Regions from separate parts of the Mus musculus genome. Here all the other regions are linked to region 1. A link is a loop called in an ENCODE intact Hi-C map of the cell type or tissue named here. Cell type or tissue: left cerebral cortex. All regions are shown on one strand.

Evidence for each region. Hi-C counts contacts between places; a loop is a spot of excess contacts. Peaks named below come from ENCODE experiments on the same cell type or tissue, not always from the same donor. Only the 100,000 strongest peaks of a DNase experiment are listed, where the experiment ranks them.
Region 2: it touches region 1 in a loop (4-fold over the local background); 2 of 42 quality-filtered maps call a loop at or near these places.
Region 3: it touches region 1 in a loop (4-fold over the local background); 9 of 42 quality-filtered maps call a loop at or near these places.

The regions. Positions count from the first base shown.
Region 1 is chr15:25,994,507-25,997,006 of GRCm38, forward strand. Zfp622 (zinc finger protein 622) reads left to right here. Exons shown (of 6, transcript NM_144523.3): 5 at 1,600-1,743. Among named protein-coding and RNA genes, the nearest start is that of Zfp622, 11 kb to the left of the region's middle. In left cerebral cortex, a CTCF peak has its summit at 1,202 (motif pointing right); a DNase peak (open chromatin) is centred at 1,228.
Region 2 is chr15:27,324,484-27,326,983 of GRCm38, forward strand. No RefSeq gene overlaps it. Among named protein-coding and RNA genes, the nearest start is that of Gm36899, 140 kb to the right of the region's middle. In left cerebral cortex, a CTCF peak has its summit at 1,541 (motif pointing right); DNase peaks (open chromatin) are centred at 1,554, 1,958 and 2,145; H3K4me3 peaks cover 348 bases; H3K27ac peaks cover 576 bases.
Region 3 is chr15:26,307,521-26,310,020 of GRCm38, forward strand. It overlaps Marchf11 (membrane associated ring-CH-type finger 11), which reads left to right and starts at 1,528. Exons shown (of 4, transcript NM_177597.6): 1 at 1,528-2,272. The coding sequence starts at 1,742. In left cerebral cortex, a CTCF peak has its summit at 1,255; DNase peaks (open chromatin) are centred at 1,287, 1,421 and 2,130; H3K4me3 peaks cover 1,727 bases; H3K27ac peaks cover 1,594 bases.

The DNA.
Region 1 (2,500 bases):
AATATAGCCTTCTACAGCTTATGTGATAAACTATTCATATTTGCTTATTTGTCAATTGTTTTATTTACATAAGTTGAAAACTACTCTGGGTACTATACCCAGGGTTTTACCCTTATGTGTTTCTATTTGGAAAGGTATTTGATTGCTTATATCTTAATTAATATTCATCTAAAAAACATAGCCTGCTTTTATTAGTAAACCCACAGGTGATGTTGATGCCACTGGCCTAGGGACCAATCTCTTAGGATAGTATGGGAGAATTACCTTTTGAAAACCATTTTTCTGGTGGAGCCTAGAATTAGCCATCCCAGACAGAGCTTAACATATTTATTAGTTTCCCTGCTCAGAAGTCAAGCCATATGATTTGGTTACTTCTCTATAAATGGCCAGAAAGCAATGATTTTGTGTACCATTCTGTCTTTGTGTACCATTCTGTCTCTAGTAATTGTTTAGATCTGCTTTGTAGCTCAAAAGTCAGTAGAGATGTAGGTGAGTGTGGCTGTGTTCCATTAAAATTTACAGACTAGTGGAGTGGATTTCAGACCTCTAACAGACAGACTTATACTTATAGGAACCTCAAATTGTTCATCTAGTAAATAACTTTACTTATGGGTTTTATTAGTGTAATTAGAGAAGTTGCAGACTTTACATTGCCCCTTAGTTTTCGTAATTTGAAATGTATATTCTCTTTTCTTTGTTTTGAAATTGTATTTACTATGGTTGTGAGTGGGTGGCGGGTATTTGTGTGCATATGCCATAGTACATATGGGAAGGCTAGAGGTAACTCTGTGGGCTTGATTCTCTATCCACCTTAATGTGCTTTCTGGGAATTGAACTCAGATTGCCAGGTCAGCACAGCTTACCCAGCTCTCTGGCCCTCTTTCCTTTTTGCTTAGTGTATTGCACTATTAATGGTAAGCCTGTGCATTGGTGTATACAACCATATTCGTAATGACATCAACATATATTGGAAATTAAAGTTAAGAATTCATTTCTCAAAGTTTTTTTGTTTCACTTGATTTCTGCAAATAACCACAGGTTTAAAGAGAATTTAGCTTAATCTTTTTGAGATATCACGTGGTTTTTCATCATTTAGGAAGGAGTGTATCAGCTTTGTCAATGTAGCTAAATAATACTTTGATGTTGTTAATCTGCCTGTGCATTTTAATATGTGCAGTAGCATCTCTGTCCTTCAGCCACTAGATGCCAGTATTACTCCATTTGTAACAATAAAGACATCTACAGTAGGTATCAGATTTCCCTGTGTGGTAAAATTTACTCCTGTTGGAAGACGACTGGAAGAGAAAACTGAACCAGAAAAAAGATGGTTTCATTTTTGTTCTGGTTCAGTTTTCCCAATATGGCTTGTAGACCTGATGTCAGAGTTATTCCCTGCTTCATCTTCTTTCTCTTGGGGCTTTTTAGCCTTTATATATTTTCCTAATATTGGTCTGTTTTTCCTGTAGTGTATTCCTGCTTATTTCTGTTTTCCTACTAGGATTCCTAAGGCTTGGTGCCATTCAAGATCTTTTGGGAAGCCTTTGGTTTATAACTCTGACTTGAAAGACCAGTGTTTAAATATTGCTCTTCTCAAAACAGGTGCCAGAGTGGGTCATCGCTCCTTGATGAGATACTACAAACAGCGATTTGGCTTGCCAAGAGCTGTGACAGTTGCTAGGAATCAAAAGGCTGTGGGCAGAGTTCTCCAGCAATACCGAGCCCTGGGGTGGATGGGCAGCACAGGTACACCATTCTTATATGCATGGATTTCGTGGGCGCTTGGGTGACAGGTTATCATTCGTGCTGTCCGTCTGACTCCTTTCCAGGGGAAGCTTGAGTCTTACTTCTGGGACTCCCATTATCTCAGGATACTTAGAACACTTAAGTCCAAGACTCCATGACTTAAAAAATTAATATTCCTGGTCTAGTAACTTAGTATGCATCATGAACCTTTCCAGAAGATAATATCTATAAAAAATCTTATAAATTACATGCAGAAATTATCTGGAGATAACTCAGAAATTAAATAGTACCTTAGTGGAGCTGTGGCGCCTAACATGGCATATGTAGTTTCACATTCTAATCTCACGTCATGAACATTATTAAATTTCACTTCTGCTTGCTCATTTGTGCAAGGGAAATGATTAAGAGGACCCACCTTAGAGTTGAGAGGCTTGTCTGACACAATGCATGTGTGAGGTAGTGCACTTACTACAGGTAGCCCAGCCCCCTTTGGCAGTTTTTCCCAATAGAAGTAGATTGCAATGAGTAAATCTGACAGCTGAAGTTATTAAGCTTTGAAACTACAATGTGCTGTTATTTAACTCTCATAGTGTGCTGTGCAAAACTGTCTTCTCTGCTCTTCTGGGAAATAAAGTCCAAATGGAGGTAGTGAAGATAATTTGCTCCTTTCTGATGTCCCAGAAAGCCTAGAGCCTAAAAACGTAGCAAACATCACTGTTTACAAAGTTCTGATATGCACAGTTCTTAGATGCACGTA
Region 2 (2,500 bases), 1.3 Mb after region 1:
TGCACTTATTCACACGTGGTCACACACATATGCACACATGAATACAACTAAAATCTCCTTTAGAGAGAGAAAATGATAGGTAATTCTAGATGGCCAGACAGGAATACACCATTTTGTGATGGGGCAGCTCTTTGGGGACATTTTACTTGGCAGATCTTTGTCTGTCTGTCTGTCTCCTCCCCCCTTATCCTTCATCTTCCTCCCACTCACTAGACAGTCTAAGTTCTAAAGGGTCTACCCAAATGGTGGAGATGTAAACTGGTAAAACTTCCTTGAGATTCCCAGAACCCACTATATCTGCTGTTCTCTGTCCATAGTCTTTAGCTAATTAGGTGCAGGAGGCCCATGACTCTGTTGTGTTTGGACAGAGAAAAAAGAAAAGAGACAGCAGACTAAATAACAAAGGCCTCTGCCTCCTAACCAATATCTCCATATCCTCCCTCTGTCCCTTCTCATAAAAGCCCTTTGTGCCCTGGAGGCCTCAGAGAAGGACTCTGTAACAAGAATCTCCTTCTTGCACCTTCCTATCCTCACATTCATCATGAACACCAAAGAGACCAAAGAGCACAAGAGCAGGATCACCCACGGACGGCGCCAAGGACAACTTCTGCACCTGCCAGCTTTGGTCCTGCTATGAGCACCAACAGTGGGAAGGAAGATAGGATTATGGAGGGGCACATTCCACACATTGTCCTAGGCGGGACAAGAACTCCAGGTGGATAGAAGGCTGAATTCAGAGCTTAAGAACCGACCTGTCTACTCCCCATGAGGGACTCTTCTCTAATTGATGAACGTCTAAAATCGTTTTCAAAGAATTAAAAAGAAAAATCTTATCTACAGCCACCATGAGCCAGACCGCAAGCACCCACACTTCTCCCCATACTACCAGCTCCTCCTCCACGAGGAAGATATATCCCTGTCGCCATTTTTTTTTTTTCAGAATAACCTGGAGTTCTCAGAACATACTGTAATTCTCCCAGGAACACAAAACAGAAAAACGACTGAGTATGGCTCGAACCAACTTCCATTTGACCTATGGGACACCTATTATCTACCAATATCCACCATGTTTTCCTATTCTGGGACTCTGTCCATCAGCCCTAACACTGGAATTCTGTCTACTCCAGCATATATTTACGACCCCATTCAGGCAGGGGGACACAAGGAAGACTGGTGTCTTCCCAGTAGCAAAAGAGTGGCCCAGGCAAGTTACATAGACTCTCTGTGCCTCAGTTTCCTTCTCAACAAAACAGCACTGTCTCCCAGAGTCCTATAAGGATGAAATATGATGACTATAAACCAAACATTAGTGTTCACATGCTAACTGGTACAATTATCTTGATTACTGCCAGAACATTTATTTACACAGTCCCCAGTCTTTTTACTCTACCTAGGACTAGCCTTTAGCTTTCAAAGCAGAATGGGGCAACCCGTTTAAATAGAAGAGTATAAATAAGACTGCGTTGAGAAGTGACTGAGCTGGAAGGTGTCCTACTGGCAGTGACACAGCAGTGGAGCGGTGACTTGTAGCTTTGCCCATTTCCACTAGATGGCGCTGATTTATTACAGCCCACCCACAACCCTTTGCATGTAAGTTACACAATAAAAGACACGTGCGTGAGGTACCTGGCAGGTATTGTTTTCTAAAGGTCTCCCTTGATTCTACTTCTGGCACGGGGCAGTACAGTCCTCTGCATCAGACCATGCACCACCCCTAAAGAAGGCAGGGATTGTCTTGTACTGGATTTATTTTAGAGAGAAGGTAGAGATCGTTGTCTTTTGAGATTACGATAAGGGGGTCACACAACCAACACATAAGGAATCTCTTTATGGCAAACACGGAGCATCATGAATTGCTGACATACAAGAAACCGACGCGACGCCAGTAGAGATTAGTGACAGTCTGAGGAGCTTTCCAGTAGGTTGTTTGCTCCATTGAGAAAAATCACACCATCACCTGCTGTTAAAGGGCAGCAGCTGAGCAGTGAGCTGTGCTGAATTTTCGGCTGCTGCCCAATTTGGAAAGTAAATTCCTGCCTTTTCTTCAGTTTCCAGGAACAATAGCCTCCTATTCCACCCACAGATGGAAACCCTGATGGAAGGTTGTTGTTGTTTTTCCCCCAAAAGGACCTTCCAGGATTCCCAGTAGTTGCTGTCTGGGCTTTATCTGTAGAGCTTGTAGGCCTGCCCGGGAACCACAAGGTGAGACAGCTCTTGGCACTCATTCTCTCCCAGTGAGGGCCCTGCTTCCCCAGACTGCACGGCTCTTTTCTCTGAGTGGAAAATATTCTCTTCACATCTCTCATCGGATTTCAGGAGAGCAGTTCAAGATACCTCTTGCTAAATGACGAGGAAGAGGGGGAGCTATTCGCCAAAAGGAAATATCTTGTTTTCTGTCTCCATGGCCAAGAATTGATTTCAAAAGAAGCTTGTTTAGACTGTTTTTGTTTTAAGTTCTAGTCAAGCATGGAGAAGAAGCCTTTGAGAGCTCTGTTACTGG
Region 3 (2,500 bases), 310 kb after region 1:
AGTGATATATGTCAAAAGACCCGGGTCTTTACCTTTCTTTTCTTTGTTGTTTGTTTCTTTCTCCCTCCTTTCCTCCTTCCCTTCACCCTCTCTCTTTCCTTTTTTAAAAAAGGCAAATGTATACTTGTAAATTCTACTTAAGCCTGTGCTCAAGTACTTCAATTCTGTTAACTGGAGTTAGAGACACAAAACAACCCACATGCTACAGAACTATTTTAAAGAAGATGAAGAAAGGATTGTGTGTGAATGCTGGTATATGTTCATGTGCCCATCACCCTGGCGCGCGCACGCGCACGCAAACACACACACACACACACACACACACACACACACACACACACACTGGTGTCAGATCTATGGACAGTCCTTAAATAGGCTGGTGACCTTGAACTTAGTTTGCCTATCTGGTCCTAGGTCTTCAGCTATGAAATGTGGCCAATAAGGAATGTTTTAGGGCCAGTCACTTCTGTCAAAGTCATTAAGACTCCACTTCAGTGATAAGTCACAATTGATTTGCATGGACACCTTGCAGGGTAAAACCCCAATAACCTAAGAGTTCAGACTGCTGGGTTTGGAACAGAAGGCCAGAGCACAGGAGCACAGTACCCTACTGGAAAGGGGTGGGGAGAGAGAGGAAGAGGGAGAGAAAAGGTAGGGAGGGGTAGGGAGGGAGGAGAGAGGAGGCCGGGGAGAGGGAGAGAGAGGGAGAGAGGGAGGAGAGACTGGGGGTGGGGGGTGGATGAGGGTGGAGGCAGGCTGAGTCAAGGTTGTAACCACTTTTCCTGGGAAGGACGCAGCAATATTTGTGCAAGCATGAAGGAGACCCACAAGCCACAGAATGGAGCATTGCAACCCTCCAACCTCGGACGCATCGAAAATTTTTACAAATCCAGGATGTATATATTCAGGAGAGGGAGACAGGGGGATTGGGCATTCCCAGGATGACAAAGGTTTCAGAGGCTTCTGCTTGAAGACTTTTGAGATGCAGAGTCCTCTGAAGAAGAGAGGACTGGGATCCCCAAAACAACAGTGGAGCAAAGAGCAGCTACAGCATCTGTCCTCAAGAGTCCTTTCCTGCGTGCCTCTGTTCACAGGGATGCCTACCTCGCCCTCATCCTTACTCCCACGCGGGTCTCTGCTTGGCCCACCGCGCCCCCACCCGGCGGGTTTCTCGGAATTCCCCCAGATCCACCCAGTAACGGTTTTTGGATCGGCAGCTTCCGACCCCTCCCCCTTTTCCTTTCTCACTGGAGCCGCAGTACCGCGCGCTTCTGCGAGGGGCAATCCGCCCCGGAACCGACGTGAGCGGCCCGGGGCGGGGTTAGTGGAAGCGGCCCAGGAATCCCCCAGTTCCAGCAGGGTCCTCTCGGCACCCCACACCTCTCTCTCACGCACGACTTGCCTACCCCCATCCCCCAGTCCAGTGCTTGTTCCCAGCCTCCTTGCCCAGCTCTGCGCTCCTCCCCGCCTCCCATCCCCACCCCCGCGCGCCTGGCACGGGCAGCCGAACTCGGCGCCGCCTCCATCAGAGCCGAGCCGGCGGCTCCGCTGAACAGCCGCCTCTGCGGCCGCCGCGCCGGTCCTCCGCGTCCTCTCCTGGTCCCGCCTTCCTAGTCCCTTCGCCCCGGTTCCCCTTCCCACCCTCTTCCCTCCTCCCTCTCCAGCCTTCCTCTGCGCTCTCTGGCTGCAGTCCGCGCCCGGCCCGCCACCGGGCGGGCAGGAGGACGGCGGCGACTCCACCATGAGCGACGAGGGCAAAAAACGGTCTAGCCGGGCGGACAGCCTCGAAGCTGAGCCACCTCTGCCCCCGCCGCCCCCACCCCCGCCTCCGGGAGAGTCGGTCCTGGTCCCCACCTCCCCACGCTACCGGCCGCCGCTGCCCGCGCCTCTGGAGCGCATCGTAGGGTCGGGCGAGCCGCCGGTAGAACTGGCCCCTCGGCGCAAGGGCGCAGGAGAGCCTCTACCGCCGCTGCCGCCGTCTCTGTTGCCCGGCGACCAGGAGGTGACAGCGGCGGGCGACTCCTGCGAAGGTCCTAGGCGCCTTCCAGAGGTGAAGCTCCCCGAGGCTGCGACGGGGAAAGGCAGCCCGGGGGAGCCCGAGGCCGGCGCGTGCCGGGAGGGCGAGCGGCGAGGCACCGGAGACCAGCCCGAAACACGCTCCGTATGTAGCAGCCGCAGCAGCAGTAGTGGCGGCGGTAGCGACCAGCGCTCGGGGCACCAGCACCAGCACCATCAGCCCATTTGCAAGATCTGCTTCCAGGGCGCAGAGCAGGTAAGGCCAGAGGGACCCCAGGTCTGCAGGCGGTGAGTCCTGGACCTGGACCGCAAGGGTAGAGCTTTCAGCACCACGGACAGCGCACGCCCCACAACTGAGCTTCCCTCTCCAGTTCTCTTTCTGAGAAGGCTGATAAAGTGTTCTGGTGGCCAATACAGAAGTAAATTAACCTACACCTTTTCTCTCTACCTTATTTTGAAGTCAGGTACTCCTAGGTACTATAAT